Linked DNA regions of Homo sapiens: region 2 is linked to region 1. A link is a loop called in an ENCODE intact Hi-C map of the cell type or tissue named here. Cell type or tissue: GM12878. All regions are shown on one strand. Each heading gives the region's core, and the rest is flanking DNA. Links, peaks and the distances in the headings are about the cores only. Region 1 overlaps MYO3B (myosin IIIB). Region 2 has its middle 24 kb from the start of MYO3B.

The links. A loop is a pair of places that touch in the nucleus more often than their neighbours do. Peaks named below come from ENCODE experiments on the same cell type or tissue, not always from the same donor. Only the 100,000 strongest peaks of a DNase experiment are listed, where the experiment ranks them.
Region 2: it touches region 1 in a loop (3-fold over the local background); 5 of 110 quality-filtered maps call a loop at or near these places.

What each region holds. Positions count from the first base shown.
Region 1 is chr2:170,207,202-170,223,837 of GRCh38, reverse strand. MYO3B (myosin IIIB) reads right to left here. Exons shown (of 35, transcript NM_138995.5): 4 at 9,355-9,459; 5 at 9,010-9,109; 6 at 6,443-6,519. Among named protein-coding and RNA genes, the nearest start is that of MYO3B, 37 kb to the right of the region's middle. RefSeq lists enhancers at 1,550-2,050, 1,646-2,845, 8,342-9,033, 9,034-9,725. In GM12878, for the core only: no CTCF peak of the experiment used is centred there; DNase peaks (open chromatin) are centred at 9,077 and 10,857; H3K4me3 peaks cover 1,395 bases; H3K27ac peaks cover 2,630 bases.
Region 2 is chr2:170,145,597-170,162,232 of GRCh38, reverse strand. No RefSeq gene overlaps it. Among named protein-coding and RNA genes, the nearest start is that of MYO3B, 24 kb to the left of the region's middle. RefSeq lists a silencer at 6,660-6,709. In GM12878, for the core only: no CTCF peak of the experiment used is centred there; no DNase peak of the experiment used is centred there.

The DNA.
Region 1 (16,636 bases), core at 5,035-13,034:
GTGTCCTCAATAAAAACGATAATGACAACATTGGTTCTTTCTCTTGGGTTTCAGTCACTTACAAACACTGAGTTTAATTCTTTGCTATATGTGATGGTAGAAAAAGTTTTTTAGGTATCAACTACCCCTAACCCCCTGCCATTACCATTAATCAACATAAACTAGGCTTGTATCCCTTTTGCTATAGGCCAGGATATTACCTGGCATGTGTTTGATATAAAAATTGGTTGAGCAATATTAACAGCGGACACGGGTTACATTGGAAATCCCTTAGTTGAATAAGTCACAAAATATGGATTCCAGTCACCATTACCCACCTACCCACTCTGTGTCTATGGACACTTGGCCTGACAAAGCCTTAGATTCTTTATCTACAACATCAATGTAATCATGCCCGAGTGGCACTCTCACAGGTAGATGACAGTGTTTTTAAAATACTATTTGTAAAAATTCTACGCAAATGTGGGATACTATTATTCATATTACTTACTATAAGAAATTGGCTGTCAGGAGATAGTGGAGGAGAAAAGAGATAATAAACATGGCTAATAGGAAGACTGTGTTGTTTTTGTGAGTTTTTTTAAGTGCATAAAATGCAGGCTAAAGTTTTAGGTCAGGAGACCAGAGAGGCTTAATCAGGTAAAGAGAAGGTTCAAGGAAGTGACTATGAGCTGGCCAAACATCTCAGGAGATAATAATAATTTTAAAAATGCTTTGCCTGAGAGTAGGTAGGAGAGAACAAAAGTCTGGGGGTGTTGGGCGCCCACACAGGAAGGCAATTTGGTATGCTTTGTACCTTCAGAAAGAACCACGTTTGCCTCAAACACCAAAGGCTGAGAGAGTGCAGACAGTCTATGTGTGTGGTGTGTGTGGAGTAGGGGAGGTGGTTGTGTATGTGTGTGTAAACAGGCAAAGCTGAGCCTCTCACTATGCTAGCATCTATAACCTGCAGCCCTGCAGGTTCTAAATAGTTGACTAATTACCTTGGAAACTTGAATGATTTAATACAAAGGAAGGGTGCTAAATATTAGTATTTGGGAGCTTGTTATTGGTTGAACTGTGTCCTCCAAAAAAAAGATACATTTAAGTCCTAGCCCCCAGAATCTCAGAACGTGAACTTATTTGGAAATAGGGTCACTGTATATACAATTAGTTGAATTCAGATGAGGTCATACTGGAGTAGGGTGGGCCTCTAATCCGACGGGACTGGTGTTCTTATAAGAAGTCATGGACATGTGAAGACACACAGAGAAAATACCACGGCACTACAAAGGCAGAGACTGGAGTTACGCAGCTTGCAAGCCAGGGAACACCAAAGATCACCAGCAAACCTCCAGTAGCTGGGAAGAGACAAAGCAAGATCCCTCCCCTAGAGGCTTCAGAGGAAGCCTGCTGGCATCTTGGTTTCAGATTTCTAGCCTCCAGAAGTGTGAGATAATATATTTCTGTTGTTTAAAGCTACCCAGTTTGTACTACTTGATTACAGCAGACCGGGAAAATAAATATAGGGTGGAAAAGTCTTCAACCCCAAGAGAGGAGGAAAACCCACTTTAACTTCTCGCTGTTTGGTTGCACCATGAGTGCCTTCACCTGTGGCTATTGGCATGTTGGAGCCACTACTGCCCCTCAGATATTCACAGGCACTGTTGTCATAACTGCCCTAAAGTCAGTCCCAGAACAATGAAGCCATGCAGCTTGCAGCAGTCATAGCCAGGGAGATTTAAAAATCGGAAGTTTTCATGACTCTATTATTATGAGCTGCTAAATCAACAAACTCCGGAACAAACTACCTCTGATCTTATTATACGAGAAACTTAATTATCTATTGTTCAAGTTATTTTGCTCATGATAATCTCCTAAATAGTCTCCATGTGAAATTTTTCTTTCTCTCTTAAGATAATCTTTCCTGTAGTCACAGTATGCTACTCACATACAGTGTGTTTAGTTTATAAAAAATTGTTCTGATCTTAAGCCAGGCATGTTGGGGCATGCCCTGTAGTCCCAGCTACTCGGGAGGCTGAAGCAGAAGGAATGCTTGAGCTTAGGAGTTGGAGACCAGCCTGGGCAACATGGTAAGACCCCATCTTTTAAAAAAAAATTCTACTGATCTTGACTTTTAGATTAACCCTTTTATTATGCCAAGCAATTTATTTCCCCAGTAGTATTGTTTCAAAGTTCTAATACACTAAGGGCATCCCACAGAACTCTTCTCCTACACTGCTGAGTTGATACTACTCTGCCAGTATCTTTCAACTTTAGTAGTGTCCAAATGAGGTAGTAAGAGAAAATGAGTAGGGAGTATTGACAATATGATAGTCATTTCATGCTGCAGCTTTGAGGTGCCCCAGTGAACTGTGTGTCTTGACTGCTCATCAACATTTGATTGTACTGTGGTCACATTCCATTAGCTACCCGGTTTGTAGAATAGCTACCTGAATTAAATATTACACTTACTCAAGCTTGTGGAATAAAAATGGAAATAAAAAAGGGAAAAAACAATTTGGTTCAATTCCTCAAAAATAAAATAGGATCAAGGATCTCTCAGCTGCATTTTAAAAATAAAGCACAAGTCATCTGCAATGCTCTTATTCCACTGGCATTGGTATTGCGTGCATTGTCGTATTTAATCTAAAGACCACTTATTCATACAAGCAGAAGTGAAAGCATATCAGGATCAATATACCACACAGGCCATCATATGAAGACAGTGTTAATTTGAACCATTACTGATTATACTTTCAAGGACTGTTCTTGACCCAAAGCATTGCTCAGATGGACAATATAAATGCTTGTTGAATTGAATTGAAAAATGGAAGGTTGTTCTTGTGGACATTCCTATGGAGGATTATGGCGCAAAAAGAGACTTTGTTGGAAAAAATGCTTCTCCATTTAGAAAATAAAAATGTGAGAATAGTGCAGGCCTGATTCCCAAGAGCTACAGCCTGGGTCCCAGAGCATACTGGACACAATCACACATCCTGAGAGAATCCTGCACTTGAACAGTCAGACATTCACTCCTGCAACGTGCTGTCAAGGTGTCCATACCTTAAACTGCTTACTTTTCAATTGATCCACTGCAACAGGCAGGATGCAGTGCTGGCTTTTCCCAGCTAACAGGGGAACCACTTCCAGGGAATCTGAGCAAAAAGCTCACCATAAACTGTCCCCTACAGAAACACTCCATTTTTTTTTTTTTTTTTTTTTTTTTTGAGACGGAATCTGGCTCTGTCGCCCAGGCTGGAGTGCAGTGGTGCAATCTTGGCTCACTGCAAGCTCTGCCTCCCGGGTTCACGCCACTCTCCTGCCTCAGCCTCCCGAGTAGCTGGGACTACAGGCCCCTGCCATCCTGCCAGGCTAATTTTTGTATTTTTAGTAGAGATGGGGTTTCACCGTGTTAGCCAGGATGGTCTCGATCTCCTGACCTTGTGATTCGCCTGCCTCCGCCTTCCAAAGTGCTGGGATTACAGGCGTGAGCCACCGCTCCCGGTCAACACTCCACATATTTTATTCAATCCAGTTAAAGTTGGAAAGTCAGAAACACCTCTTTTTTGATTGTTTTGTTTTGTTTTGTTTTGTTTTTGAGACGGAGTCTCACTCTGTCTCCCAGGCTGGAGTGCAGTGGCACAATCTCGGCTCACTGCAAGCTCCGCCTTCCGGGTTCACGCCATTCTTCTTGCTCAGCCTCCTGAGTAGCTGGGACTACAGGCACCCGCCACCATGCCCAGCTAATTTTTTGTATTTTTAGTAGAGACAGGGTTTCACTGTGTTAGCCAGGATGGTCTCGATCTCCTGACCTCGTGATCTGCCCACCTTGGCCTCCCAAAGTGCTGGGATTACAGGTATGAGCCACCACACCCGGCCACAAACACCTCTTAATAAATGTACAAAGCCATTTATACATAAATGTACAAAGCCAAGAAAATGCTTCTCTTAATTATATTTTGTGATTTTGAAAATACCAATTTGCTCTAGAGTAGAACAGGAATACCATCTTCCGTGTTATATCACCCCAAATATTAGTTGAGTGACCTTAGTTATGCTTTCCTTTCAGAACAGATCTAAATCTACAGACAAATTTGCTAATATCAATAGTTGTGAAGCCGTCCTCAAACTGTCCTGCAAGTGCATCTTATCCCTTTGGCTTTCTTACAGATGGATGCATTCATTCATTCAACAGATTTTTTTTTTTTTTGAGAGACAGAGTCTAACTCTGTCACCCAGGCTGAAGTGCAGTGGTGGCATCTCTGCTCACTGCAACCTCTGCCTCCCGGGTTCAAACAATTCTCCTGCCTCAACCTCCAGAGTAGCTGGAATTACAGGTGTGTACTACCACACCCAGCTAATTTTTGTATTTTTAGTAGAGATGGGGTTTTGCCATGTTGGACAGGCTGGTCTCAAACTCCTGATCTCAAATGATCTGCCTGCGTCGGCCTCCCAAAGTGCTGGGATTACAGGCATGAGCCACCGCTCCTGACCCAACAGATAATTTTTTTGAGCATGTACTCTGTATCAAGCACTATATTAAGAGCTTAGGCATCCCAAGTCCCTGGCAGACCTGAGTCCAGTTGGGAGACCTGCCTGCCAACAACTACAATGCAGTGGTGATACTGTATTAAGGGAGGGTCTAAGGACGTGGTGGAAACTTAGGGAAAGGAGCCTCAATGTGGGCAAGGGATTAGGGAATGTTTCCCAGCAGAGCTAGCATTTGAGACTTGTCAATTAAGGAGGAATTTTCCAGAGGCCTGGGGGCCATTCCAGATGATATAATAGTACACCAAGGGTTTAAAGGAAAGACACATCAGTAGGGATTTGGAGAGTCACCTGCTGTTCACTACTGTTGGGGCATTAAGAACAAGTAAATTGGGGGAAGTAATCTGAAACAAGGCTGGATAGATAGGGGCTGGAATATTAAGAGCTTTATTCAAAATTCAAAGAAGTTTTGACTTTATCCTGCAGTGCTTCTCAAAGTGGGATTCACAAAGTCCCTAGATAACTTTTTATGTTTTTGGTTTTGTTTCAGTGATAATTGTATTAATAATAATAATAATGGGAGAAGGAGGAGTAAAAACATAGTCTAGATCATCTGGATGACTATTTGTCACACAGTGTTCATATTATGTTTACTATTAAGTTGGCACCAAGCCAACACAGATGTAACAGTTGGAGATCAAAAGAGGTGCTGTTTGAACAAACAGATTATGCTAGCTGAAATGGAATAAAGTAGTAGGAGAACTGAGTAGCCGCATGGTACGTGGTTGTAGGTGTGCCAGACTGAAAATAACCCATACTATTGTGTCCTGAAACATAAGCACACTGCAAAGGACAATGGAGAGTCACAAAACAGTATCATTTGTCTCATAAAAGTAGAGCTGCTTACTTGAATGTTACTGGCATTGTATAATAGCTTTTTTTCATAATACATTTTTTTCCTTTTGGTTTTATACTTCTGCAAATAAAAATGACAAAGAGTTTATATCTAGTTTTATGTTTTGTAAAACCTATTTAAGAAATATTTAAGATTTAGGTAAACACTGGAAATTGCAGCATTTTTCTTTTTCTTTAAAATGGGCCTATCCATTACCCAGTATGAAAGAAAGAGCCATAGATGATGGGAGGCGGGGGAGGTCACTGAAGAAATTTAAGCAGAGATTAGTGTGAACCACTTACTTTGTTAGGAGACCACTTTGGCAGTCACACAGAGGAAATACCATCATGCAGAGATGGAAAGACATCTAAGGAGGTGACCATCTGAGTCCTTTTATTAAAAGAACCCATTTGTTTAATCCAGAAAGCTGCTCTCAGGCAAAGGTCAGCATACTGTGGAATTAAATGACCTGAAAAACTAAACTGCACTGGTGTTTCAGAGCAAGACTCATCTAGCTGGAAGGTTCCCCAAACTTCTACATGCGTCATTTTCCAGAGAGTTCTGTGATGATGCCAAACCTAAATTAGGAATAAATCCCATGTTTCACTACAGAGAGCCGACAAAGTACACAAGATAAGTTGCTATGTATCTGGTAACAAAAAAACAACCAGGGCCACCGCATATAGTTCTGTAGGCCAGTTGGTGCTGAAATCTGGCTCTTCACAAAGCCATATACCTCTGGGGCTGCATGTATCCAGGGAAGTTGACTTTTTCTAATTTATACAAGGGCTGATGAATTTGCCAAGACATGGCCCTTGGAGGGGGCTGCATCTTCTGGAGGGACACTTTCTTCTAATTGCATGAAGGTGCCCTGTGGGATAGCTATAACTTAATCTTGCTTTTCTGAGGTTACATCTCACCAGCATCGCTGACCAAACTAGTACTCTTAAAGTTCAATGAGGATAATGGACTTTCTTCTCCCTAAAAATTCTGCAAAGCATATGACTTACCCATAAAAAGGCATAGTACCAAGGCATTCAACAAGTGCAAAGAAAGAACTAGGTATTTCCAGCTTACCTCAGGGGCCATCCAGAACGGGGTGCCAACAGATGTGTTTCTCCGCAGACGTGTACTGGTGAGTTGAGCTGAAACACCTATAAGGAAAGAGTATCAGAATTCAAAAGTGAGCAAAGTATGATGCTAGACCAGCAATCGGCAGACTTTTTCCACAAAGGCCAAATAAGTACTTTAGGCTTTGTGGGCCATATGGTCTCTGTCACAACTACTCAGTTCTGCTGCAATAGTACAAAAGCAGCCATAGTAAACACATAAATGAATGAATGTGGCTGCATTCCAATAAAACTTTATTTATAGATGCTGAAATTTGAATTTCATATAATTTTCACGTCACAGAATATTTTGGGTTTTTTTTTTCCAATCATTTAAAAATGTAAAAACCATTCCTAGCTCATAGGCCATATGAAAATAGGAGGTAGGTCATATTTGGCTCACTAGCTGTAGTTGCCAAACTACAACTCTGGAGCATTTATCACTCTATTTAAATCATTAGGATTTTTTTTTTTCCCTAATGGACATCCCTGTCTATATCACTGCAAAAATCAAAAGAAAAATATCAACAACTAGGATCAATCCAAAATATCATCCTATTATATTTCCAAATTATTTCACATGACTTCTTTCTTAATAAGGGGCTTCATTTTATGGAGAAAGAAGATCGGCTGCACTATCTGTAACAGAGCATCAGTGTAGACATAAAAAGATTTCAGTGCCTTATCTTGCCTAGAAGCCTGGAAACCTGGCAAGAAAGCTGTGTTTGTCAAATGGAAAAAGAAAATGACTAATAACATTATCTGGGGCTCAATGTTGGGGACCTGAATTCTAATGTAACTCCAATGTCCTTTAACCAACTGTCTTCTTCATATCACGAGAGCGTAAAGGTCCACAGGATTAAAAATCAATGTTTTCCATCCCAATTATGCTTTTTACTAATTATGTGATTGCTTCACCTTTGAGCCTCAGTTTTTTCATCTTTAAACTAGGGATAATCACAACAGTCACACCTAACACGGAGGGTTCTTCTTAAGACCAAATAGGAGAACAAATGTGAAAATGCTTTATAAATTGCAAAGCATTTTACACACATAAGGTATTCTTTTATACCACACAGAAGTCTCACATAGACCTTAAGAGAATGACAAGGGTTGCCACTAATGTCATTGATGACAAAAACTTAGAAACTGAACACTATGTGTTCTTAGCAAAGGACACACCTTTGAAACATGAGCATAGATTTGCCAAGGATCTGTGGGTTTATTGGGGGATGACTGCGGACATTCTCTTTATTAGAGAGCCAAGAAGCTCTTTAAAGTCTATTTGACCTAGATAATTTCCCATTTTACCAAGTCCTCCACCACAATTTTGGTAAAAACAACTATACCTTTCTGGTTTTAATTTCTAGACATTCCTTTTGCAGCCACTGAAAGTTCAGGAACCTTCTAATGGAAAGATTAGGAACATTTACTCTATGTCAAATCGCAAAGCTGCTGAGTGAATACATCAGTATCAATTCCCACCCCATCCTCATCCTTTCAGTCTGTTTCCCCTCACAACATATTTACAGTCCCCAGAATCACGTGCAAAAACAATTCAAATGTCATACACACAGCATATTATTGGAGTTATATCATTCCTTATAAAGAGGAGCATAAGACTTAAACAAAATGCTCCCTCTGCTATTTTTCTTTGCTTGTGTTTCAGTAAAAATAGACTAGTACGTCTAAACCAACCTCATTTATTTTTAAGTAATTTCTTCTGAGCAAGTGATAAACTGATACATGTTTACACTGAACTCTTTCTTAGCAATAAGACAATAAATATTCTTTTAAAAAAACACGTTTAAAGTGTTTCACTAAATGTTTTCTCATTATTTGTAACAATGACTCTGAAGTACTATTGCTGAACTCATTTAGAAGACTAAACCTTCAATAAACTTAAAAAAAAAACCAAATGGTTTGTTGTTTTGTGAATATCAACATATGATATTACAAGGGGATATTTAATAGTTCTCTGGCCTTAGGTGATATTGCCCTGCATTTCCTCTCACACTTCCATTTCCCGTTAATGTTTCCAGTTCAACCAGCCTCACATGTAGCAGCAGTAAACACAATTTAAAAGGATGTTAGCTCCCAGGCCCAGAGGACTATTTTACCTTCTGCTCCCTGGGAATAAGTATGCCTAAGGCTAGTGAAAGTCATTTGAAAGACCAAACTGCTTTCTCTTTTCATATGCAAAAGAAGAAATGACAAAATGTAAATTATAGACAATTGCCCTGAGATGTGAAATTCTTAGCAGAAAACCGAAAAGTTTTTCCATCAAGTTCTTCTTTTGAAACACTTTTATTTTCAATCTTTATAAAATTGCTTCTAAAGCTGAAACTAGATTAGCAAACAGCATCTCCTAGGGTGATCCATCTGGAGCCCCCACCCCCTCCAGCTTGTGTTTGACTGGAAAAGTCCCTCAGCCTATGGTGTAGCAGAGAAGCCCCAGTCTTCTGAGATTGCAATAAATTGTCCCCTTTGGCTAAACTGCACACGTCAAGAAAACAAACGACAAGCAGTCATTACCAAAGTCAACGAGCTTAACTCCTCCTTCTGTTGTCAGAAGAATGTTATTCCCCTTCACATCACGGTGGATGATTCGGTTGTTGTGCAAATGCTGAAGGCCCTGCATGGCATCCCACCACCACCAAACAACAGGAAAGAGAAAGGGGAAATTTACATGCTTATTTTAAAGCAATTACCCTACTATTGAAAAGTCTCATGAAAGTCTACATTTGGCTACACCTTCCTGCTGTTAGTAATCCTTGCATATCATAGGGCAGTTTCCCCATTGTTAATATGCAATAAGGACCCAAGCAATGAACAAACCATCCCATCTGCTGTCATACCCCATTTGATAGATGTTCTTACCAAGAGGGCCCCGTACAAGATGTATGAGATCATTGCTTCATCCAACCGCTGGCCACATCTGAGTAGACCTTTGACAAGCTCAGTGACTGAGCCCCCATTACACAGCTGCAAGAAGAGGTGCCAGACACAGGGAGAGCAGGAGACCACATGTGAAAAAGAAAAGAAAAAGAAATTAAGAAAAGCCGACTGATACTGATTCAATGTAGTAAATTTGCAGATTACAAAACTCCAGCTTGGAATACTCAGACTTCACATTTCCATTACCCAGTCTAATCTAATTCTTTGCGTATGTATTTTTTATTTGAGGTGATGATTTATGAGTGAAAGTGCATGTTCAAAATGCTAACTTTTTAATTGCCAAATATAAAATAAAAATAAAATATAAAGCACAATTAGAAATTTTTTACAAAGAATATTTTTGGAAAGAAAAAGCATATAAATAATAATGGCAACTTATTGGATATTTTTCACTTTATATGAATATTGTCTATGTTTTTAATGTGCATTTTGAGGATAAGGAAAAACCGGGAGAGGCAAGATGGATGCCCTTGATACCTGAGAGAGAATAAATTTCAGTGATTTCTCCAGTGCTAGCACGTATCAGAAGCCCAACCAGCAGTTCTTCCTAGAACTGCCATTGCAGATAAAGTTTATGGAGTGAAGTTGCATCATAAGTGCATTTATTAACTTTTTAATGTTCAATTTTAGGCTCTCAGCAACTTTATGCTCTTCTCTCTTTTTTGTCTGTAATTAAAAACACTAATTTTATTTTGCATATTTGTTCTTTGTCATATATTGTATCTTAACTGAAGTTTGAGCACATAAAGCAGTTATACTGAGAGAAGAGAGACAGACCCTCTCATATTGTTTTATATTGTTTTATACTCAGAAAAGAAAAGCAAAACAAAAGGCAGGTAGCCCGGTGCCTAGGAACCAGACCCGAAACCAGGCCTGGGCCTGCCTGACCTAAGCCTGGTAGTTAAAGATTGACCCCTGACCTAACCGGATATGTTATCTATAGATTCCAGATATTGTATAGAAAAGACACTGTGAAACTTCCCGGTCTGTTCTGTTTCACTCTGACCACCGGTGCATGCAGCCCCTGTCACGTACCCCCTGCTTGGTCAATCGATCACGACTCTCTCACGCGGACCCCCTTAGAGTTGTGAGCCCTTAAAAGGGACAGGAATTGCTCACTCAGAGAGCTCGGCTCTTGAGACAGGAGTCTTGCCCGATGCTCCCGGCGGAATAAACCACTTCCTTCTTTAACTCGGTGTCTGAGGAGTTTTGTCTGCGGCTTGTCCTGCTACAATACTTTTTCATCAACTTAAGGATTTCCAAAGATGACTCTTACTAATTGCAGAAGTCAACGTGCAGGTTTGGGTTTGCTACAAGCCATCCTAAGTCAAAGGTTCTTAACTGTTTTGAGCAGAGCATGGAAATACCCTGAAATTGTAGGCAGCATGCTGTATATGCATCTTGCAGTTTACTGGGGAGAAAATGCAGAGCTTTCACCAGATTCTAAAAGCTACTGAGATAGCCAAACGCCTAGGCAGATAAAAAGGGGGTCCCCAGAGAATCTCTGACCTGCCCCGCAAGTGTTTACATCAGATGCTTTGTGCAGATTAGGCAACAATTGTGCCCTAGGCTTGTATGGGCATCCCCACAGCAGACTGGAGCCAGACACGAGCACTGGGGGAAATGGGTGGAGCCACGGGGAATTCACGCCTTATGCAGGGAAGTAGCCTGCTCTCTTTAGCTCGTGTGGTGACCTGGGAATCAATCGGTGAGGTAGAGGGCCTGTTAGCAGGACTCCATCTCACTTTGCTGAGTTCTTTCTTTTTTTTCCTTTTCTCCCAATAAATTCCGCTCCTCACCCTTTTATGTGTCTACCAATCTAATCTTTCCTGGTCAAGTGACAAAAACCCCGTTTTGGTGGAACTAAGGAGAAAGTTCTGCAACATTTTTGGCATCCAGGCGTAGGGCTTAAGGAAAGGTGAGTGACATGCAAACCAAAAAGTCTTTTTCCTTTGGCTTCTAAGCCTTTTTGTCCTCCGACTTCTTCTGAGGGTAGAGAAATTATGCCCCCCCATATTAAAATGTCATTCCTGGAGGTCAGGAATGTCGGCTGGACGGGCAAACTGGTGGCTCCCCAGCTCCCAAGTTTCTCTCCCTGTTGGAGAAACTCACTGGCATAAAAATAAGAGATTCTTCCCCCAGACTTTTTTTTTTTTTTTTTTGAGAGGGAGTTTCACTGTTTTTGCCCAGGCTGGAGTGCAGTGGCGCCATCTTGGCTCACCACAAACTCCGCCCCCTGGGTCCAAGCGATTCTCCTGCCTCAGCCTCCAGAGTAGCTGGGATTACAGGTATGCGCCACCACACCCAGCTAATTTTGTATTTTTAGTAGAGACAGGGTTTCTCCATGTTGGTCAGGCTGGTCTTGAACTCCCGACCTCAGGTGATCTGCCAGCCTCGGCCTCCCAAGGTGCTGGGATTACAGGCCTGAGCCACAGAACCCAGCTGGCTTTTTTTTTTTTTTTTAAGAAAACATTTTACCAGGCCAGGACCCCAACTATCAGGGTTTATATTTTCTGTAAAGTTTTAATTATGAAAAAGGATTTGTGAGGTTGGTCTTAAGCTGTAGCCAATCTGGTGTGCTTTGCATGACTTCCTGTATGGCCAACAGCAAACTTTGCTGCAGGCCTCCATCTTGTTTTGTGTGCTTGGGATTGTGACCTGTAACCATGTGGCAATGCTTTTTGTTTTTCATTTCACAATGATGCCTAGGTTCAATCCTGGCTTAGGAAATGAGTACTTTCCAGTTAATATCTGTGTGACTTCTGCCATTTGCTGATTCTCTTCCCCACCATGAACAACGCTTAGCCTTTTTCTTACATCTTCCTTTCACTGGGTTACCTCTAAAGGTTCTAAATTTTGTAAGAATTGCTTACCCTTATCCCCTTCGAAAATACCGCATACGCTCACAGTGAAATAATAACCTTAAGTGAGGCTTGTTGGTTTCACCTGCGAGGTTAACGTTAGTAAAGTTTGAAAGCCAGAAATACTAGCTGCTTGGCATGGCTAAAATCGGGTAATAAGGGAGTTAAAAGGATTTTCTTAGAGAGTGCTCAGTTTAATTAAAAGTGGATGTCCAAGTTATGGTTTATTTAAAAGGCCTTTATGCTTTTTCCTCTTTGGGTATCTTGCTTTGCTGGAAAAAGGCTTTTCCTCAGTTGACTAAATTATTTTTCTCCATTTGGCTTGCCACTCTCAGTGCATGCATGGCAGGCCCTAAGATAACTCCTGGGGCCATGGGACTCCTTGGGAAAAACAGACAAGGCACCACTCCGTTTTGGGAAGAAACCTGTTTTTCTCATGGAACCCCAGGAATTAAAAGTGGATAGATCCCTCTCAAACTCTGATTTTGCCTCCCAGTCATGCCTGTTTATTAGGCCTTAAAAGCTGCATGTTTTCCTAGCCCTGTCTCTTAAAGGGCCCCACCCAGAGGCCAATAATCCAAATAGGAGATGGGCAAATGAAAATCTTATGGCTGCTGGTTTTCTTCTGCCTGTCTGTGTAGTTACATATGTGTTGTGTGTGTGATGTCTATAAAAAAGCTCTAATTAATTGGTCTAATGGAAGACAAGTGCTTGGATCAAATTTTTTTTAAAGGGAAGATTAAAGCTGTGGTACGTTTTAGTTCATGTGACTTTAATCTTTGAGAAATAAAAACAGCCTTAAAGATTATTGGTAAAATGCAGATGTTGTCAAATATACACAGGTGAACTAAATTATGCAGGTCAGATACTAGGTTTGCTAAATGTTTTAAGGTTATAAACTGCCTTTTTGGTTTTTAAGAACTTTTCAACTTGCCAGCTTGACAATTAGTAAGGCCTGGGGACATAAGGAATTAACCACACCCTTAATTATGTTGGAAGGAGTCAAACCTTGCCTGAACCTAGCACATAATTAAAACAACTTACCAGGTTTTACATTAAACTTAAAATTGCTAGGGGTTACCATTATAACATGTAATTGAAACTACTGGAAATAGATTTACACGCAAGGTATGTAGGAACAGTAAGATGTGTTTTTAGTAAAAGATTACAAGAAGGCATGGAAATGTAAATTCTTGCCTAGGTTTAAAGGACTGTTTTGAATTAGATAAAATAAAGCTGACAGTTTAAACAAATGATGGAAGGACTGTAAAAATTAATATTGCAAAAATTCAGTGTGTGAACAGATTGACTAAATTCAAAAGGGTATTATATAGTTTTTTTGTAAATTGAGCATTGAAATAAAAGCACAACAAGGTACTCTTAAGGCACTAATCTGCTCTTTAGCAAAATTTGTAAAGGGTTATAAAAGGTTTTTGCTTTTTTAAATTTCTGAGTCATCGTTTGGCAAAATAAATAACTTTTGGTAATCTGGAATTCTATTTCAGTGTTTTAAACCACTAACATATTTAATAGGCTTCCCAAAATCAAACTTCAGTTTCAAAATTGCCTTTCCTGACACCTAGCTTTTGGATGCTACAGAGGGCCCTGGAGTATCCAAAAGAGAGGTAAAAGGGATCATTTGACATGTTTAGTTACATGGAATTGCCAAAATGGTGTTCAATATTATTTAGGTTATATTTTGATGAATAATATTAATATGTGTTCCAAAATTGTATGGGATTTTTAAAATTCTAATGTCTAATGTATATGCTATCATCATAATTAAGGTTGTTATGTTATTGTAAACCAGACTTCTTTGAGAAGAAGAGAGATAACCAAACTTCTTTGTCAATTGTGTTTCTAACTGTAAATACCCTGGGCAATTTTTTTATTCCCAACAATTGTTGTCTTGTTTTGGTCCTTTTCAAAAGATAGTTTATAATAAACCAGACTCTGACAGGTGCCACAGGACTCTGACAGGTGCTCTCAAATACAGGTTTCTGATAACTTTGGAGATTGTGACATTGGAAAAAAGGAAAAATGTACAGGACTCATAAAGAGCTGAAATGTTCATGAATATCAAACAAGAGTTAACTAAATGGACCGAACTCATAGAAAACTGAAGCTATCTTTTTGACTTTTGCTTGGAATATTGCTGACCCTTGTTTTGTTTTTCAGAGTCAAGGAAACTTATTTTGAACTATTTATGGCCTTTAATGATTAAGGTATACTCCTGTGAACAAAATTTGGAGCATATATGTCCCTCTCTGCCTGGCTTCCCCAGAATTTGGAAACTAGTTGTGAGTATTCTTAACTTACAGCAATGTAGTTGTTTGCATCAGTGCCATAAGAATCCATTTTCTTTTGCAGTATGATGCAATTGGAGAAACTGTTTTACCAAGGCTTTGACTGGAAGGGTATGCTTCCCTTTAAGGAGTCAAGCTCGACTTGCAGAGCTGCTAAAAGCCCCTTGGGAAAACTGGCCTTATCTACGCAGTACCTGTATAGGGTTCCTGACCTGTAGTAAGTAAAAAATGTTACTTTATGACAGGACCAGGAGCTCTAAGTTTATCTTGGGACCTTAAAAGGAGAGGATCACCCAACTCACAGGTATTTGAGGATACAAACCCATGGCTGTGCTCAGCTTTAAAAGGTCTTATCCGAAATTCCTTGAGGAACAGAGTTCCATCAAAGCCAATCTAAAAGGCCTATGTAGAAACAATTATTCTTGCTGCACTTTATGCAAATAATCAGGTCAAGTGTAAGACTAAAGTCTATTTTGCCAGCAACTCAGTCCTGATTTTTTTTTAACAAAAAAATGAGGGACTGGAGATAGAGAAATTATGTTTTAAAACTTACCATACATTTGTCATTAAATTCTAGACTCATTAGTTGTTTTTAAGTTTTTGCCTACCCTTTAGACTAACCCTGCTTGTTCCTGTGAACCAACCAGGAATCTCCAGCTGCAGCTTAGAAAGAATAAAAGGGATAGGTGATGTAAAAACCTGGATCAAAATTCTAGTTCTGAGCAATTATCCTGCAAATACTGCCAGGTGATGGGAATAAATAGGATATAAATAGGGTGCCCATCACCCAGAGTTTTCTTCTGGGGAAAGTAAGACCAAGGGAGCTAACCAAAGCCAAGCCCCATGCACCTACATCTTAGCAAGCATAACTATAGCCACCAGTTATCTGGGCATGTCACAAGACATCCTTTTCTCTCCCTTGTTGGAGGAGGACTCAATTCCACAGCTTCACCTTAGCATTTGGCTTATGATAAGGAGTCCATGCAACACCCCTTCTCCGAGGCACATTTTTGTCCCAAACTCAATTCCAAGCTTCAGGTCAAAGCCCTAGGAAAGAAAACTGGATTTGAGGGATCCAGAGGTAGATGATAATGGAAGTTAAAAGGCATAGCACAGGTGAGCATGACTGGTTTCCTGCCAGTTAAGCCAGGCTTCCCATTTCATGGATAAAGGTCATGATACTACCCGTGGCATAAATGAGGTCTAGAGAATTCAAAGGCTACTGACAGCAGAGGAGATAGGGCATACGTGGGTAAGAGTGGATACTCCCACCCCCAGACTCCCTTTTAACAAGGGTGAAAGCCGCTTTGACTCCATGGGCAGTACCCTGTCACAGTCACTGGAACTTGGGGATACAAGGATGGAGGAAAAGAAAGAGGAATGACTCACTTTCTCTCCCTCATGTACCCCAGGTATTTGCTAGGAAGAGAAGGGAACCAGGGATGCCTTGCTCTCCTCTTTCTAGATGAGTAGCCATTCATCTTCAGTCTGTACCCCTTTTGAGTGCATCCTGAACCCCTGGGATGCACTTTAGACTAATCCTTTGAGAAAAAAAAAAGCCTTTTTTTTTTTCTTTCTCTTCCTCTCTTCACTGATAGGTAATTGTCTCTCTGTACTATGGGACACTCCCCTCAGATGCATCCTCCAAACTAGGAACAGTTAATTTCCCAAACCTTAGACTGGTTGGCTTAGGATTGCGCTCAGGGGAAGGGAACCCAAAAGCCTGACACGATGGCAGAAAGGTAAAAGTTTTTTACCAGTTGGGCTTTTGGCCTCCCTCTTCCTGTGCAAACATAAAAGGCCTCAAGACTTTTGAGCTATCCCCACCCCCTGCCCCCATTTTGTTTTAATACATGTTTTCTAATAACCCAGTTTGTCTCTTTCTCACCTTCATGACATCAAACTCCAAATGGTCATGCAACTGGAGCCTCGGATGATGGCCCCTTTGGCCAGCAACCCTTAGATAGGCCTCTGAGGGAGATCTGACTGTTTTCCCCTAACTGGAGTTAGGGGAGATTAAGAGGACAAGATTAGAAT
Region 2 (16,636 bases), core at 2,857-10,856, 59 kb after region 1:
AAGGTGGCCACAGCAACCCAAGATTGCTAATCCATAAAGTTAGTCCCCTCCACTGGCAGAACAGCACAAAAAGAAGTGTCCCAAGGAAAACTCCAACTGATCTGGCTTTGGTCATGTGTCTAGCCCTGAACCAATCACTGCGAATTGGGAAATGGAGCTCTCTGATTGGCCAGGCTGGAGTCACTGCCTACTCCTGTGAGATGTGAGCAGTGTCTGCCCCAGTCAAGCCACAAGGACTCCCCATGGGAAATGGGACTCCTGCGCCTTCCTCTCCCAGAGGAAAGGAGAAAGGATGTTGAGTGGGCAAAAACAACATTGGTTCACTAGAGGAGATGGGGTGAAAGGGCTTTAGGATCCACATACTGTAAGCCATGTTTTCACCATAAGCTCATTCAAATTTCTCCATCAGGCAAGGCTCCAAGAGCCTCAAGCCCCAGTCCAGGAGGGGAGTTGAGATATTTCTCACTATTGGCTTAACTTATTGGCTAAAGTTTGTTCTTTTGAGCTAAGACTGTACACACGCACACACACACACACACACACAGATCAAGAATGAACAGAAGCAAATGACTTCTTTAATTCTCGTATAATTCAGCTTTACACTAAAAAGAAAGTGAAGAAGTGGGGAAGAAAGGGAAGGAGGATAAATTCCAGTGAAGCAAGTGCTCTTTTTCTAAAGAAAAAACACTAGGGCTCAGAAACTCTGTTAAATTGTTTTTATTGTGAAACTGGAAAAGGTTCCAAAGAGAGCAACCCGGATGATTAAAGTCATAAATACGTTCTGAGAAAAGCTCAAGAATCTAGGATTTTTCACTACAAAGAGAAGATTAAGAAGACTGAATAAATGACATGCACCAGTAAAGTACTTGGTTCCTGTCTGCAATATTAGAGAGTTGTGCTAGACATAAAAAATAGCTGTACTTCTTTCCTCCTCTTTTTCCTCCTCTCCTCCCACTCTGCCTTTTGATTGAAAAGATGTGGGGGTATCTCAAAATGACAAAAACCTACTCGTGAAGGGATATTGAAAGTTAAAATAATTACTAGAGTAGGGCGAGAAAAGAAAGAGAGAAGCCGACAGATTCTCAGGATAGGTATTAGATTACTGGTTCCATACAACATGAAGGAGAACTAAATGATGCTGAGGTTTCTTGTGCTTCAGTCTAATCTTAAAATTAAATTAGGTGATAATGTATATTCTTCTCACTTGACTTTTAGCCGTATTTCAAAAACCACCCTCCCCATACCTTAAAATATACAAATGTAAAAAAAAATTAGTCAAACAATATTCTATTTACACATCACTTAACACTTCAAGAAAACAATAAAGTGGTGTCACTCTAACATCTTTGGTTTCAAAGTACCATGTAGGATAAATGCATTTCTAATTAAAGACTTCCAAACTTTCAAAATGAAACAAAAATTTGCAAAATGAAACTAAGAAACCAAGTAACACTTAATTTTGTTATATTTAGCCTCATGTCAGCTATTTTTGTTTTAAAGTGGTTTATGATTCAATTGGCAAATGTTTAGGGAACGTATCTCATGTGCAAAATATTATCCTAGACACGGTGGAGAAAACAAAGAGGCAAAAGGAAAAGTCTCTACTGGCATGAAGCTTATAATTAAGTTGTGTAGACAAAGCATAAGTATTGTTACAAGTTAAATAAAAATGTATAAGAATGCATTATGGGCCAGGCACTGTGGCTCACACCTGTAATCCCAGCACTTTGGGAGGCCGAGGTGGGTGGATCACCTGAGGTCAGGAGTTGGAGACCAGCCTGACCAACATGGTGAAACCCCATCTCTACTAAAAATACAAAATTAGCTGAGCAGGCTGACGCATGCCTGTAGTCCCAGCTACTTGGGAGGCTGAGGCAGGAGAATCACTTGAACCCAGGAGGCGGAGGTTGCAGTGAACCAAGATCACATCATTGCACTCCAGCCTGGGCAACAAGAGCAAAACTCCATGTCAAAAAAAAAAAAAAAAGCGATATAACAAATATCACGTGGCAGGTTGCAATTAAGTACAAAATAATAAGTGCAAGAAACTCCCAGTCTCAAGCAGGGGTCATCACTGTGGGCTGGGGAGACTGCCTGGAGGAGGAAGTCCTGAAGGGGTCCTGCAAGCTGACTGAGAGTCACAGGAGAGGGCTGCACAGCTGAGAAGCAGGAATGTGAGGCTTAAATCAAGAATCTAGAAAGCAAACAAGAGAACCAGCATAGGGGCTCTCCAGGAGGCAGTGGGATCAGCCTGGGTGGATGTTTTGGCACAACCCTGGACTTCAGTTCTTTGGGGTTTAGAAGTTTCTTAAGAGAATCTCAAATAAAATTGTCATTTTGGGACCAGGGGTCTGGTTGCAATTGGTTTATTTGTATATACTGCTTACTGTGTTCCAGATGCAGTTCCAAGTGCTTTTTAAAGATTAACTCAATTCATCTTCATGACACCCCTTTGAGGTAGGTATTAGGAAGCTAATGCACAGAGTGGTTACAGTAACTTGCCTATGGCCACACCATTAATAAGGGATGGAACCAGTATTTGCAGCCAGCAGTCAGGCTCCCAGGTCTGTCCTGCTCAGCACCATGTTATACCCTACAAAGAAGACCAGGGCAGAATGTGCCTCCTGGAAGCAGGTCAGGAGTCCCCACCCAGGGCTTGAGAACTGAGTCAGGGTGATGGTGGAAGGAGGGGAGAAGGACACTGGAGGAATAAGGAATAGGAATAGATAATATAATGACTGGTTAGATATGAGTGGGGGAGGACAGCAAGGGAGAGGGGATAGGGAGTGGGGCTAGGGGTGATAAGAAAGGAAAATTCAAAGGGACTTGGAATTTTTAATTTTTATGCTTCCCCTGGTGAGGAGCAGGTCTACTCAGGGATAATGAGTCCAAATTTTGACCCAAAAAGTATGAGCTCCTTGAAGTCAGACAAATCTCAGTTTGAATCTGGCTGTGTGGCTTTGGGAAAGTTTCACAATCTCTCTGTGCCTCTTCTCCATCTCTAATGGGAACAATTCCAATAGCTGAGGTGATGTAAATCAAGAGTCTGGCACAGTGTCTGACAGGAGAAAGCCTTCCATTCAATGTCTTTAAGCCACTGGAGGTGTGGAACCCAGAGCCTGGACATGAGTTCATGGCTAGACAATTTGGATTTGGGGATGGAGAGAAGGCAGAGCTTGAAATAATCAGGAAAACAGCAATGTGACTGCCACTGTGCTGGGCTCTTCGCATGCTTTATTTTATATAATTCTCACAACAACCCAACAAGGCCATTTAAAGATGAGAAAACTGGCTTAGGAAGGATGAGTAAGAGGCAGCTTTTCCAGCCTGGGTCTGCCTAACTCTGAAGGCCTCAATCCTCACAGCTCATTGCCTCCCCAGCTGGTGTTATGAGAGGTGAGATCACCAAGAGATCGCCAGAGACTATCAGGGTTGGGGAAGATGGATGGAGACTGAATGGGAAAAGAGACCGAGAGGGATTATGGGAGTTTCTTTCCCTCCCCAGCCTCTCGTAGTCATGGATGCCGTCTGCAAACTGTGGGTATAAGCTGGCAAACAGTGGTTTTTTTTTTAAAACACCCAAATGTCAAAAGAGGAGTTTGGCAAAGTGGCTTTGTGCATATCATCTACACCACATGGGGAATCTCCAGTCAACTCCAGATGAGGAGCTGTCTCACCTCCACCACCCAGGAAAAGCCCAGACCTGTGCCCCAGACAGCCACCTGGGGTCTGCTTTCTCTCTCTCCTGCCAATCCTATTTCCAAGGGTGGACCGGATCCCTGGTGGTCCTCTCTTTAAAGGACTTGACTCAACACAGCATTGTTCTGCACCTAAAATCTGCATCCCACCCTCCCAGAGATGTGCTCCCAGCCTGCCCCCTTCAATACGAACACAGGCCTAGAATTGGAGTAGAATTTTCCAATCCCTCTTGGTCTGGGTGTTCTGACCTGCTGGTCATTGAGCTTTTCCTGAGAAGGAGCCACCACTTCTTGTCCCAGGGTTTCCTTGCCTCCTGCAGCCCAGTAAGCCTCCATGCTTATATTCCCTGCCTATCTTGCAGGCTATTTTAATTCCTTCTGGAAAATATTTCTGATGGAGTGGTTAGTGGAGATCCTAGCCAAGGAAGGCAGAGTTTCAAAGAAAGAGTGGTCGATAGTATTAAAGTCTACAAGACAACCGAGGACCGTGAAAAGGCCATTTGAGTTAAGCTGGTAAAGGCTAATGGTGGCTTTCAAATATGCAAAGGAGGCAGAAGCCACATTGTAAGGGTTACAGAGGATCTGTAAACCACTTTCCCCTCAAAACTTGTCAACAACAAGAAGCGAAAAATAAGATGATGGAGAATGGGCCCCAAGTGAAAGTTTTCCTTAAGTTATTAAAAATCCAGGGGTTATTTTCCAGCAGAGGATAAAGAAACAGAATATAGAACCAAAGTCTAAGGTGTAACAAAATTTCCCCCTTGTTGTTGAAATATTTATATCTATTTGTCATCATGGATTAACTTTATTTTCCAAAAGTTTTAATGAGCAAGTAAAGTATATATGAATATAGGTATCTTTTCACTTGACTTTTGAAAATGATGCCCATAAAAGTTAATGTATGCAAATCATTTAAAAATTATAAGCCTTGTATGACTCTCTGACCTCCTTTGATTAAATTCGACTGGCATAAAAACAAGTAATTGAAGTATTAAGAATCAATTAACAGTGAGCTGGCTGATTGTCATTACACCTTTAATTAGCAGTATTGGTTTCAGTATCACAGTGCTATGGTTAGCAGCTATAAATGAATGGATTGAGCAGCCACCAGCTGACATTTTGAGAACCTTGATACATCATCACTTTTTCCTGCTACTAATTAAGATTTATATCTTCCACTGTATTAATACTGCAAAGGCCTTTGTGATGGAGGCAGGATTTTTCCACTGCCTTTGTTTCTGTGGGTCTCATCGATTACAGTGTACATTGCCTGGGATCACAGACTTGTAAACACCATCCCAGTGACTCAGTTCAAACAGGGTCTTCTGCTGATTCATTCAACAAACACTTACTAAAGAACGACCACATGCAAATCACTGTGCTAAATGTTAGGGCAAAGGAGGAGGAAGAGAGGAATCCAATGATGAGGGAATATAGGTATTCCCTCTATATTTAAGAAGCTCATAGTTTCAGGAGGAGATACACATAGTACTTCACTGTGATACAGTAGGATGTGAATTATAATAGGATAGAAATAATGTGAATGGGAGCACAGAAGACAGAGAAGTTAGTTCCAACTTCCAACAAGTTACTTTTTTTGTTTATTGCCACAAAGATTCAAGGGCTCACTCTCAGTCCATACAACTGGGAAGGAGAATTTTATCAGGTCATTCCATGAGCAGTCCATGGACATTTATGAAAAAGGCGACTCACCCATCTCCAGGCCATGATTCCCACTCACTGCTGAGATGGGCACTGCCTGTCTACAGCTCAGGCTCGGCTTTCCATTCTCTTGTCAGAGGGTCAGTGCTTGTGCCTCTCAGGGCATAATTTCTCTCTTCTTCCCAAAGCAACTCAATGCCAACAGTTAGAATGAACTCAACGCTCATTTAATTATGTGGGTTCTCCTATGATTAGATAAACATGCATAAGAATGACTTTGAAAGCATTTTTATAAGCTCCTTTCCAGGCCATGCTCTAAGAGATTTTATTTAAACTGATACTCTAGGTTATTTTGATGCTAGAGGTCTCCAGACCACATTTTGAGAACCAGCACTCTAGCTTTACAGCTAAGGAAGCTGAAACCAGACAGGTAAATTATCCTAGTACCTAGTTAGTATATAATAACAGCAAACGTTTATATAGCACTTACAATGAGCTAGGTATGGTTCCAGACGTTTTACACATGCAGTAGGAATTCATTTAATCTTCACAACAACTCTATAAGGTAGATATGCTTATCATCTCGTTTTATAGATAAGGAAACTGATGCACAAAGAGGTGAACTAAGTTGCTCATGGTCAACAATAAGAAAATATCAGACTTGCCCCTTGAATCCAGACTGCCTGAATCAAGAGTCCACCATCACCACTATCTCAGAGGGGCAAATGTGGGTCTGAACCCAGGTCGTCGGATGTCCATAATGGGTGCTCTCTATCACACGTGCTGCTTTGAAGGCTGTGAGTCTCAAATAAAAAGCTGGAGTTCTGCTGTTGGCCACCGAGAGACCCAGTGATTTTTCTTTCCAGGAAGAGCTGGCTTGTTTCTGAGACTTTTCCGTACCACTTCTTTGCCTCTGCAAAATTCTGTACTTTTCTTTGCTTAGGGCATCTTGAGAACCAGAGCAGCTCAACTTCAGAACTATAGTTAAGCTAAGCTTTAACTGACACATTCTTTGAGCAATTAAACTGACGCATTCTGTTAGCAATTCCAGAGGAGGACAGGAATTTAAGTGTGTGCTGAAGATTAGAACGCCTGAAATTATACTTCCAACTTTGCCTCATTGTTAAACTTTTCTTTTTTTTTTCTGCTTGAACTGACTGAGAGACCCAACTTCTCATGGAAAAGCTTGGGAAAGTCAGAAGTTCCAGTCATTAAGAAGAAAGTGTGGAAAGTCTGGTTGACAGAAACAAGCTCAAAAGCAGAAGTGTCTGACTACAAATTCAAGTGCACTTGTCTGCATGAGAGAATAACCTTCATGAGACATTTCTCTTTATGACTCTGCTGTTTCGAATCTCTGGCTGGCTGTAACAATAATTAAGCAAAGTTTTTTATTTCTGAGTCCCTTCATTTAAAAAAAAAAAACAATGAAAAAAACTCTCCATGGTCCCTTTAGTGAGCTCTTCCTTGCTGCTTTGTTACTTGGTACTGATAGCTAAAGGTTCTTATTCCAGCTGGTTCTGCAGCTCTGACTCAACTGCCAACTTCCTGACTTTCAGAAATCTCATTTCCAGATCCCTGCTGTTTTTCTGCGTGATGCTGATTGCTGGCTCTGGTTCCCAGGAGGCGCCCAAGATCGGATTAACTGCCAGCTTCCTGATGCACAGCCTTGTTATCAGCGCCTATATCCTTGTTCAGCAAAGTGCCTCTCCACCAACTTAATGTTCTTTTCACCACCCCATTTCTGCACGATGTAGTCACAGTAAGACACAGAGTGTGCAGTCCCGATCCCAGTGCTACATAATAAAGATCCAGAGCTCACTTTTGTTGCACTCATGTTCTCGCCAACTGCTGGTCACTAGACTATCAGGAACAATAAGCGCAATTTTGGAAAGGGTGATGCCTTGGGATTTTATTGCTGCACTACACTAGGACAAGGAAAGCAATTGTACTGTGCAGTGTTGCCCAGCATTTGAGAACTCTTTGTTGTTTTTGCCACATTCAAGGCTTTTTGTAGGTATCCTTTATCAGGTTTAAGAATTACAGATTACAGGCATGAGCCACAGCTAGGCACAATGGCTCATGCCTGTAATCCCAGCACTTTGGGAGGCTGAGGCAGGAAACTTGCTTGAGCCCAGGAGTGCAAGACCTCCCTGGTCAACATGGCAAGGCCTCATCTCTATAAAAAATTTCTTAAAAAATTAGTTGCTGGGCATTGTGGCATACACCTATGGTTCCAGCTACTTGGGAGGTGGAGGTAAAAGGATTGGTTGAGCCCAGGAGGTCAAGACTGCAGTGAGCCATGTTTATGCCACTGCACTCTAGCCTGGGCAACAGAGCAAGACCCTGTCTCAAAAATAATTAAATAATAATAATTTCCCTTCTATTCCTAGTTCGCTGTTTTTTTTTCATGAGTGAATGTTGAATTTTTTAAATGCTTTCTCTGCATCAATTGATATAATCATGTGCTTTTTCTTTTGACTATTAATAGGGTGACTTGCATTGATTGATTTTCACAGACTGAACTATTTTTGCATTCTCAGGATAAACTCCACTTGGTTGTGGCGTAGTATTCTTTTTTTATATTGCTGGATTGTTGTGCTAATAATTTGTTGGGGGGTTTTGTGTCTATGGTCATGAGGATATTGACCTGCAGTTTCCTTGTCTTGTTACTGCCTTCGTCTAGTTTTGCTTTCAGTGTAATGCTAGCCTCATAAAATGAGTTGGGAAGTATTTCTTTCTCTTCTATTTCCTGAAAGAAATTGTTGAGGATTGATTTCTTTTTTAAATATTTGATAGACTTACTGAAACTCTAGTTTTTAAAGATTTTTTATTATGGATTCAATTACTTTTGATAATTATAAGATCATTCAGATTATCTATTTTGTCTTGGGTTAGTTTTGGTAACTTCTGGTTTTCTGAGGACCTAGTCTGTTTCATCTACATTGACAAATGTATGTGAATAAGAAACTTATGCTTCAGTCCTGCAGCCACAAGGAAATAAATTCTGCCAACAACCTGAGGAAGTTTGGAATCAGATTCTGCACTTCCCCCCACCATCATCCACCCCCAAGCTTCTGATGAGGCCACAGCTTCATCCAAGACCCTGAGGGTTAAAACTTGGTGAGGCCCTGAAGTAAAGTAACCAACTAAGCCATACCCAGGCTTCTGACCCCTGAGATAATAAATATGTGTTGTTTTAAGCCACTACTTGTAGTAATCTGTTACACAGCATTTAAGCCACTACCTGTAGTAATCTGTAGCATAGCATTTAAACCACTACTTACAGGAATCTGTTACATAGCATTTAAGCCTCTACCTGTAGTAATCTGTTACTTAGCATTTAAACCACTACTTGTAGTAATCTGTTACGCAGCATTTAAGCCACTATCTGTAGTAACCTGTTACATAGCATTTAAACCACTACTTGTAGTAATCGGTTACACAGCATAAAAAAAAAAAAAATTGACACAGTGCAATCTTTTCCTGTCCTCTACCTGTATAACTATGATTGAAGTGAAATTTCTTGTAGACAGCATATAGTTGGTGTGTTTAGACCATTTACATTTAATATAATTATTGATCAGTTTGGATTTAGTTCTACCATCTTATTTGTTTTGTTTGTTTCTAAGTTGGATCCTTTTTAAAAATCTATTTGACCATCTCTGCTTTTAATTAGTATTAACTGGAATTACTTTCCTTTTCCCTGCCTTCTTTTGGGTTAAGCATTTTTTTATTATTCTATTTAATGTATTTGTTTTCTTACTATATCCCTGTATAGTTTTTTTTCAGTGCTTGCTGTAGTGATTACAACTTAAGCAATATTCCACTTGAAGCAGAAAAACACAAGCACACTATGAAACATTAAGTATGCGCTAATATTATGAAAGGAAAAAAGATATAGCGGAATGAAATGGAATGACATGGAATGGAAGAAAAAGGAGCCTGTGGCCTATTGTTTCGACTCAATCCAGAAATGTCAAAGTATCAAATGCTCAAAAATAAATTTTCTCTTGTAGTACTAGACTGATAAATATTAAATTCTTTCCTAGACCATGTATCTCAAGTAATTAGACTGGTTTTATGTCATTTGGGCCAGATATGATATAATTGAGAAATCTTTTTTTTTTAATTTTTATTTTCCCTTCCTGTCTAGACTCCCACACCCTGCTTAGAGGTGGAGCCTGTGTTCTGTTTTAGGAAGTCACCCCAGTCCACTGCTGGGAATCCCAGCCAAGCCATCTTTCATGGTTGGTTAGGCACTGTGTCTAGCAGACTGTACACACCCACCACTGGAAGTCCCTCCAAGAGAAAGAGTCAGGTTAAGATGGCAGTTCAGACCCTCAGTCTGGTAGGTACATTGGGGCAAGCGTGAACCAGCCTTGCAGCTCCACAGGGCCCTAAAGCAGATACCAGTCCATTCCCCATCATTTCTGTTCCACCAGTAGACCTCTCTACTCATCCTCTCTTCTTCACCTTCTGAGTAAGGCAGAGTGGTAGCCATGAGTGCCAGGCTTCTCTTCCCTCCCTGCATTAACTGTGTTCAACATTGTCCCAAGGATTTCCCCCTCAGCCACTGGGCCCTTAGCACTGTCCTCAATGGTAAAGTGGATTTCTTCAGATTCCAACATGGAATTTCCCCACACGGTCACCAAAACAGCAGAGGGTGGTGAGAGGTGACTGAACAGAGAGGCGCCATATGTGCAGCCAGGGAGGTAACTGCACAGTCTTCCTCCTCAGCCAGACACAGGCAGCACCTAGAGAGTGCCATTCGGAATTGCTTCAAAGTCCTGTAATGAAGATGACCTTTATAAAGTCCGTTTAAGATACACCTTAAAGGCAGAAGAGAGCTCAGAGAAACATGAGCATGTTCTCTCACTGTTCTGTGAGATGATTCTGACAACTCTGAGCCTATATGCTTAGGAAGGTTGTGTTCCAGTTACTCTTATATTGTTTCCTCCTTCCCATTGACTTACATATAAGTGACAAAAGGAATGAATTAATTACCTAAGTAAAATGAAGAATGTTTAATTTTCTTCCCCCAGGCCTATAAAAGTCAAAGAGGACATGTGTACAGTTGTAGTACAACATTTACAGAATCCAAGGGACACAAACAATTACTTAGTACTGCAAAGATTAAACCTCAGATGGCAAGATGGGGTTGCATGATCCTTCACAGACAGTCCCATCTGCCTGTCAATGGTTAGGCCATACACCCGGACTGGTGTGCCTCCCTCTCTCCCTTCCTTCCTCCATAAATACTTAACAATTCACTCCATACCTGGCACTATGTTAGGTACTGGGATATTTGTGACTCTGTAAGCATTAGACAACACTAATTATCCATCTGAAGCTGTTCTTTCTTTGCATAGGAACATGCTTGTAGCATATGTGGTTAGACTGATTTCTCAGCCTCTGTTGCAGTTCCATGTGGCTATATATCAACATTCTCCTCCATGGAAAGTGAGAAGTAATGTGTGCCATTTATGCCAAAGCTTTCAAGAAGTAGCTATGAGGGGATGGCGAAGCCCCAAGAGGGCAAGGAAGTAGGTCCCTGAATGTCTTTTGTGGAAAAAAGCCAGTCACTGATCAGGAACACCTGCCTTAACTATTATACACATACATTTCTTTTTTTTTTTTTTTTTTTTTTAAGTGCAAGTAATTTATTTGGGAAGTGATCCCAGGAAGCATCAGGAGAGGAGCAGGGAAGCTGACAAGGGCATGCGGGGACTCTGGGAGGCTTAGATCCTACCTCTGATAGGTCCTGAAGTATTGTGATTGACTGTCGGAAGCCTCCTAAGGTCAGCGCCACTGCCGATGCGTTGGTATTACACCTTTGTTACTCCTTTTTATCTTAACCGTTTATTTCAAGAGTTTCTTTGCTGATCTGCTCCCAGACTGGTTTGTACCTGGTACCAAAGTTAATTTTCTTTTTTTATTTTTTTTATTTTTTATTTTATTATTATTTTTTTTTATTGATCATTCTTGGGTGTTTCTCGCAGAGGGGGATTTGGCAGGGTCACAGGACAATAGTGGAGGGAAGGTCAGCAGATAAACAAGTGAACAAAGGTCTCTGGTTTTCCTAGGCAGAGGACCCTGCCGCCTTCCACAGTGTTTGTGTCCCTGGGTACTTGAGATGAGGGAGTGGTGATGACTCTTAACGAGCATGCTGCCTTCAAGCCTCTGTTTAACAAAGCACATCTTGCACCGCCCTTAATCCATTTAACCCTGAGTGGACACAGCACATGTTTCAGAGAGCACAGGGTTGGGGGTAAGGTCACAGATCAACAGGATCCCAAGGCAGAAGAATTTTTCTTAGTACAGAACAAAATGAAAAGTCTCCCATGTCTACCTCTTTCTACACAGACACGGCAACCATCCGATTTCTCAATCTTTTCCCCACCTTTCCCCCCTTTCTATTCCACAAAACCGCCATTGTCATCATGGCCCGTTCTCAATGAGCTGTTGGGTACACCTCCCAGACGGGGTGGTGGCCGGGCAGAGGGGCTCCTCACTTCCCAGTAGGGGCAGCCGGGCAGAGACGCCCCTCACCTCCCGGACGGGGCGGCTGGCCAGGCGGGGGGCTGACCCCCCCACCTCCCTCCCAGACGGGGCGGCTGGCCAGGCAGAGGGGCTCCTCACTTCCCAGGAGGGGTGGCCGGGCAGAGGCACCCCTCACCTCCCGGACAGGGTGGCTGGCCGGGCGGGGGACTGACCCCCACACCTCCCTCCCGGACGGGGCGGCTGGCCGGGCAGAGGGGCTCCTCACTTCCCAGTAGGGGCGGCCAGGCAGAGGCGCCCCTCATCTCCCGGACGGGGCGGCTGGCCAGGCGGGGGGCTGACCCCCCCATCTCCCTCCCGGACGGGGCGGCTGCCGGGCGGAGACGCTCCTCACTTCCCAGACAGGGTGGCTGCCGGGCGGAGGGGCTCCTCACTTCTCAGACGGGGCGGCTGCTGGGCGGAGGGGCTCCTCACTTCTCAGACAGGGCGGTTGCCAGGCAGAGGGTCTCCTCACTTCTCAGACGGGGCGGCCGGGGAGAGACGCTCCTCACATCCCGGACGGGGCGACAGGGCAGAGGCGCTCCCCACATCTCAGATGATGGGCGGCCGGGCAGAGACGCTCCTCACTCCCCAGATGGGATGGCGGCCAGGCAGAGACGCTCCTCACTTCCCAGATGGGATGGCTGCCGGGAAGAGGCGCTCCTCACTTCCTAGATGGGATGGCGGCCAGGCAGAGACGCTCCTCACTTCCCAGATGGGATGGCTGCCGGGAAGAGGCGCTCCTCACTTCCTAGATGGGATGGCGGCCGGGCAGAGACGCTCCTCACTTTCCAGACTGGGCAGCCAGGCAGAGGGGCTCCTCACATCCCAGATGATGGGCGGCCAGGCAGAGACGCTCCTCACTTCCCAGATGGGGTGGCGGCCGGGCAGAGGCTGCAATCTCGGCACTTTGGGAGGCCAAGGCAGGCGGCTGGGAGGTGGAGGTTGTAGCGAGCCGAGGTCACGTCACTGCACTCCAGCCTGGGCACCATTGAGCACTGAGTGAAGGAGACTCCGTCTGCAATCCCAGCACCTTGGGAGGCCGAGGCTGGCGGATCACTCGCGGTTAGGAGCTGGAGACCAGCCCGGCCAACACAGCGAAACCCCGTCTCCACCCAAAAAACACGAAAAGCAGTCAGGCGTGGCGGCGCGCGCCTGCAATCGCAGGCACTCGGCAGGCTGAGGCAGGAGAATCAGGCAGGGAGGTTGCAGTGAGCCGAGATGGCAGCAGTACAGTCCAGCTTCGGCTCGGCATCAGAGGGAGACCGTGGAAAGAGGGAGAGGGAGAGGGAGAGGGAGAGCTACATTTCTATTATGTTAGAGCCATTACACATCTTGAAGCCTTTTTAGAGATAAAAGAAAAAGCAGTTAAGCTAATCTAACTCTTCTTTTTTTTTTTTTTTTTTTTTTTTGGAGACAAAGTCTTGCTGTGTCACCCAGGCTGGAATGCAGTGGTGCGATCTTGGCTCAATGCAACCTCCACTTCCTGGGTTCAAGCAATTCTCCTGCCTCAGCCTCCCAAGTAGCTGGGACTAGCACTGCCACGCCCAGCTAATTGTTAGTATTTTAGTAGAGATGGGGTTTCACCGTGTTGCCCAGGCTGGTCTTGAACTCCTGAGCTCAGGCAATCCACCTGCCTCGGCCTCCCAAAGTCCTGGGATTACAGGCATGAGCCACCACACCTGGCCTATTCTAACTCTTTAATTAAAAAATTATTATCTTGAAGTAGAAAACAACTGTTTGGAAAATGTGCATATATGAGAATTGGCTTAATGTTTTGGCACCAGAGAAAGCAAAGACTCAGATAGGGCAGGATGGGAAGCTGGAGATTCCTCTTATTCCATGGGCAAAATATTTGGTAAAATTGTCCTCTCTGTTAACTTGCATATTAACTTAATATCTACCAGGCCTGCAGCTCTTGGGGCAGGAGTCAGCAAACTATGACTCATGGCCAGTTTAGCTTGTTGTCTGTTTTTGTAAATAAAGTTTTACTGGAACACAGCCATGCCCATTCATTCACACATTGTCTATGGCTGCTTATGTACAAGAGTAGCATTGAGTAGTTGCAAGAGAAACCATATGGCCCTCAAAGCTTAAAATATTTACTACCTAGCCCTTTAAGAAGTTTATCAACCCCTGATATAGGCAGTAGTGGGATCTAGGTGATGATGGAGCTAAGAAATGAAAGGAGCCACCCAGTAACCAGGACCTGTACTGTTAAAATGAACAAGAAATTAACTTCTAGAGTATTTCAGTTATTAACTACTTTGGAATTTATTTCAGCAGGTTAGCCTGCCCTACTGTGGCTGATTGATGGCAGGCATGGCCTCAAATCCTCACCCCTCCTTGGGTCTTTTTCCTATGTAACTTTGCAGTGCCTTCCCATTGCAGAAGGGCCTTTCTGTCCCAACTCTCAACTTTAGGTTTTGCCATGTGATTTACTGTGATCACTGGAATAATAGCAAATATAACACAAGCGATGACTTGAAAAAGCACTTGCACACTCTTGCTTTTTCCCTCTTGTTCCTCTGACATTGCCATGAGAACAAGCCCAGGCCAACCTGCTGGAGGATGAGACACATGGAACAGAATGCCCAGCCACCGCCCTCAGACATGTAAGAGAGCCCAACCCAGATCAGCAGAGCCATCCATTCAACCTACAAATTCGTAGGGAAAAATAAGTGCTTATTGCTATAGGCCACTGAGATTTTATGGTTGTTACACAGAGCATTATTGTGGTAATAAATAACTGTATATCTACTAACACATAATAGATATGTGTTACTCATTCTTATTTATAAGCTGAGGTGCTTATCTTATATAAAACCTTTCCAAAATCTTATGAGGTAGTTATCATATTTCCATTGTACATAGAAAGAAAAAGGTTCAAAAAGGTGAAGTGACTTGACCAAGTTGCCCCAGCTGAAAAATGTCCAAGCTAGGGCTTTAGCTTTGTCTTCACAAATCCAAAAGGTTTTGCCACAGAATTAAAGCGGTCTGTCTAATATCTTACTCAAGTATCACACATTTAAATGCACACATGAGCCAGGCAAGTTGTATCAACTGTGAAAGAGACCACTGTCATTGTCAGAGAGCTGTCAGGGAAGGGTACAGATCACCAGAACTGGAAAGGCATGCCCCTTCTTGAGGGGCTGCCACAATTCAACTCGGGCCAACTGCTGCCACACAGAGACGGGGCCCAGGTTGCCACATTGCTTGGTTTTTCAAGAGAAGTAAGAAATCCAGAATTTATGTAAACTGTTCTATTTTTAAATGTTAGTTCTGTTTTTAAAAATACAGTGCAAACCAAGTGAAATACATGTGCAATATTTGGCCCACGACTGCCAGCATGTGGCCTCTGCCTTATATTTGCACAACAATTTACAGTTTGACAAGCAGTTTTACATCTATTATGTCCTTTCTCCCTTATAAAAGCCCTGTCAAAGCTAGGCACAGTTGTGTGCACCTGCAGTCCCAGCTACTTGGGAGGCTGAGGCATGAGGATCGCTAGAGCCTAGGAGTTTGAGACTAGCCTGGGCAATATAGTGAGGCCCTGCCTCTGGAAAAAAAAAAAAAAAGCCCTACAAAGACAGAAAAAATAGAGGTTATTATTAAAACTTTTAGAGATGTGGAAACTGAGGCTCATAGAAAGTAAATAACTTGCCCAAGTTCACATAGCCAATTAATAAGAGTCAAGGCTAGCATTCCCAGCCCTTAGGGTTTCTGTACTTTTTCCTTTTTCTTTTTTTTTCTTCTTACAATATAATATAATTCAATCTTATTCCTTTTTCACATAATGGTTGAAAGTTTTTCTGTGTCTGAGGTAAGAGCAGTAGCAGGTGGCGGTGGAGGCTCCATTATTTCAGAAAGTGATGGTCTAGTCAAATTGCCAAGGCTCTGCACTGTGGGCAGATCTTTATTTAAATTAGGAAACTGATTACAGTCATTCCTCCAAATAGTTTACTTTCTCTGATTATTTTGTTTCCTCTGTAAGTGAACCATATCTACTTATTTAATTTATTAAAATCTGCCTACCCATCAAATAGCCTTAGGCTATGAAAACAAAGCAAACTCATAATTAAAGTATTAATAGAGCTTTAAAAGCTAGCAGAAATGATAAAAAAACATAGGCATTACATCTATAAATTAAGCATAAAATTACATTAAGGAATAATTTCCTCCTGGCATCCAATCAAGGTAGCTCAGCAGACTGCAAAGACAACATAACATGCAGCAAACCATCTAATAAATAAATGGCCCTCATCAAAACAAGCATGTAATTTCTGCACAGGAAGCGGTACTGTTTTTACTTAGTTAACTTCTCTTTAATCATTTAAGCAAATTTATATTTGAATGAGGAAAGCCAGAGGGCGTGTAGGAGGCAGGGAAGATGAGTAGATGTCTTTTCACAGCTCACGGCTGGCTCAGAGTGTCCACAAACGTTTTCAAAAGTCAGGGCATTCCTGGAGTCATCTGTTGCTATTCTGGGGCTCTAGTTTTTCAAATGAACTCAAGAGGCTGAAGCGAAGGAGACAGTAAGCACAGAGGGATGGTAGTAGGGACATGCAGTGTCACCCATCCATACCAGGAACGTATCTATCTTTAGGAGAAAGGCCATTCACAATGATACTTCCACTAATGCTAATGAGATGTTAGACACGACAGCTTATAGACTTACAACAGTCCATGGATTGCCCACATAGAAGAGAAAACACAATTCAGTTGATGCTGAACATAAA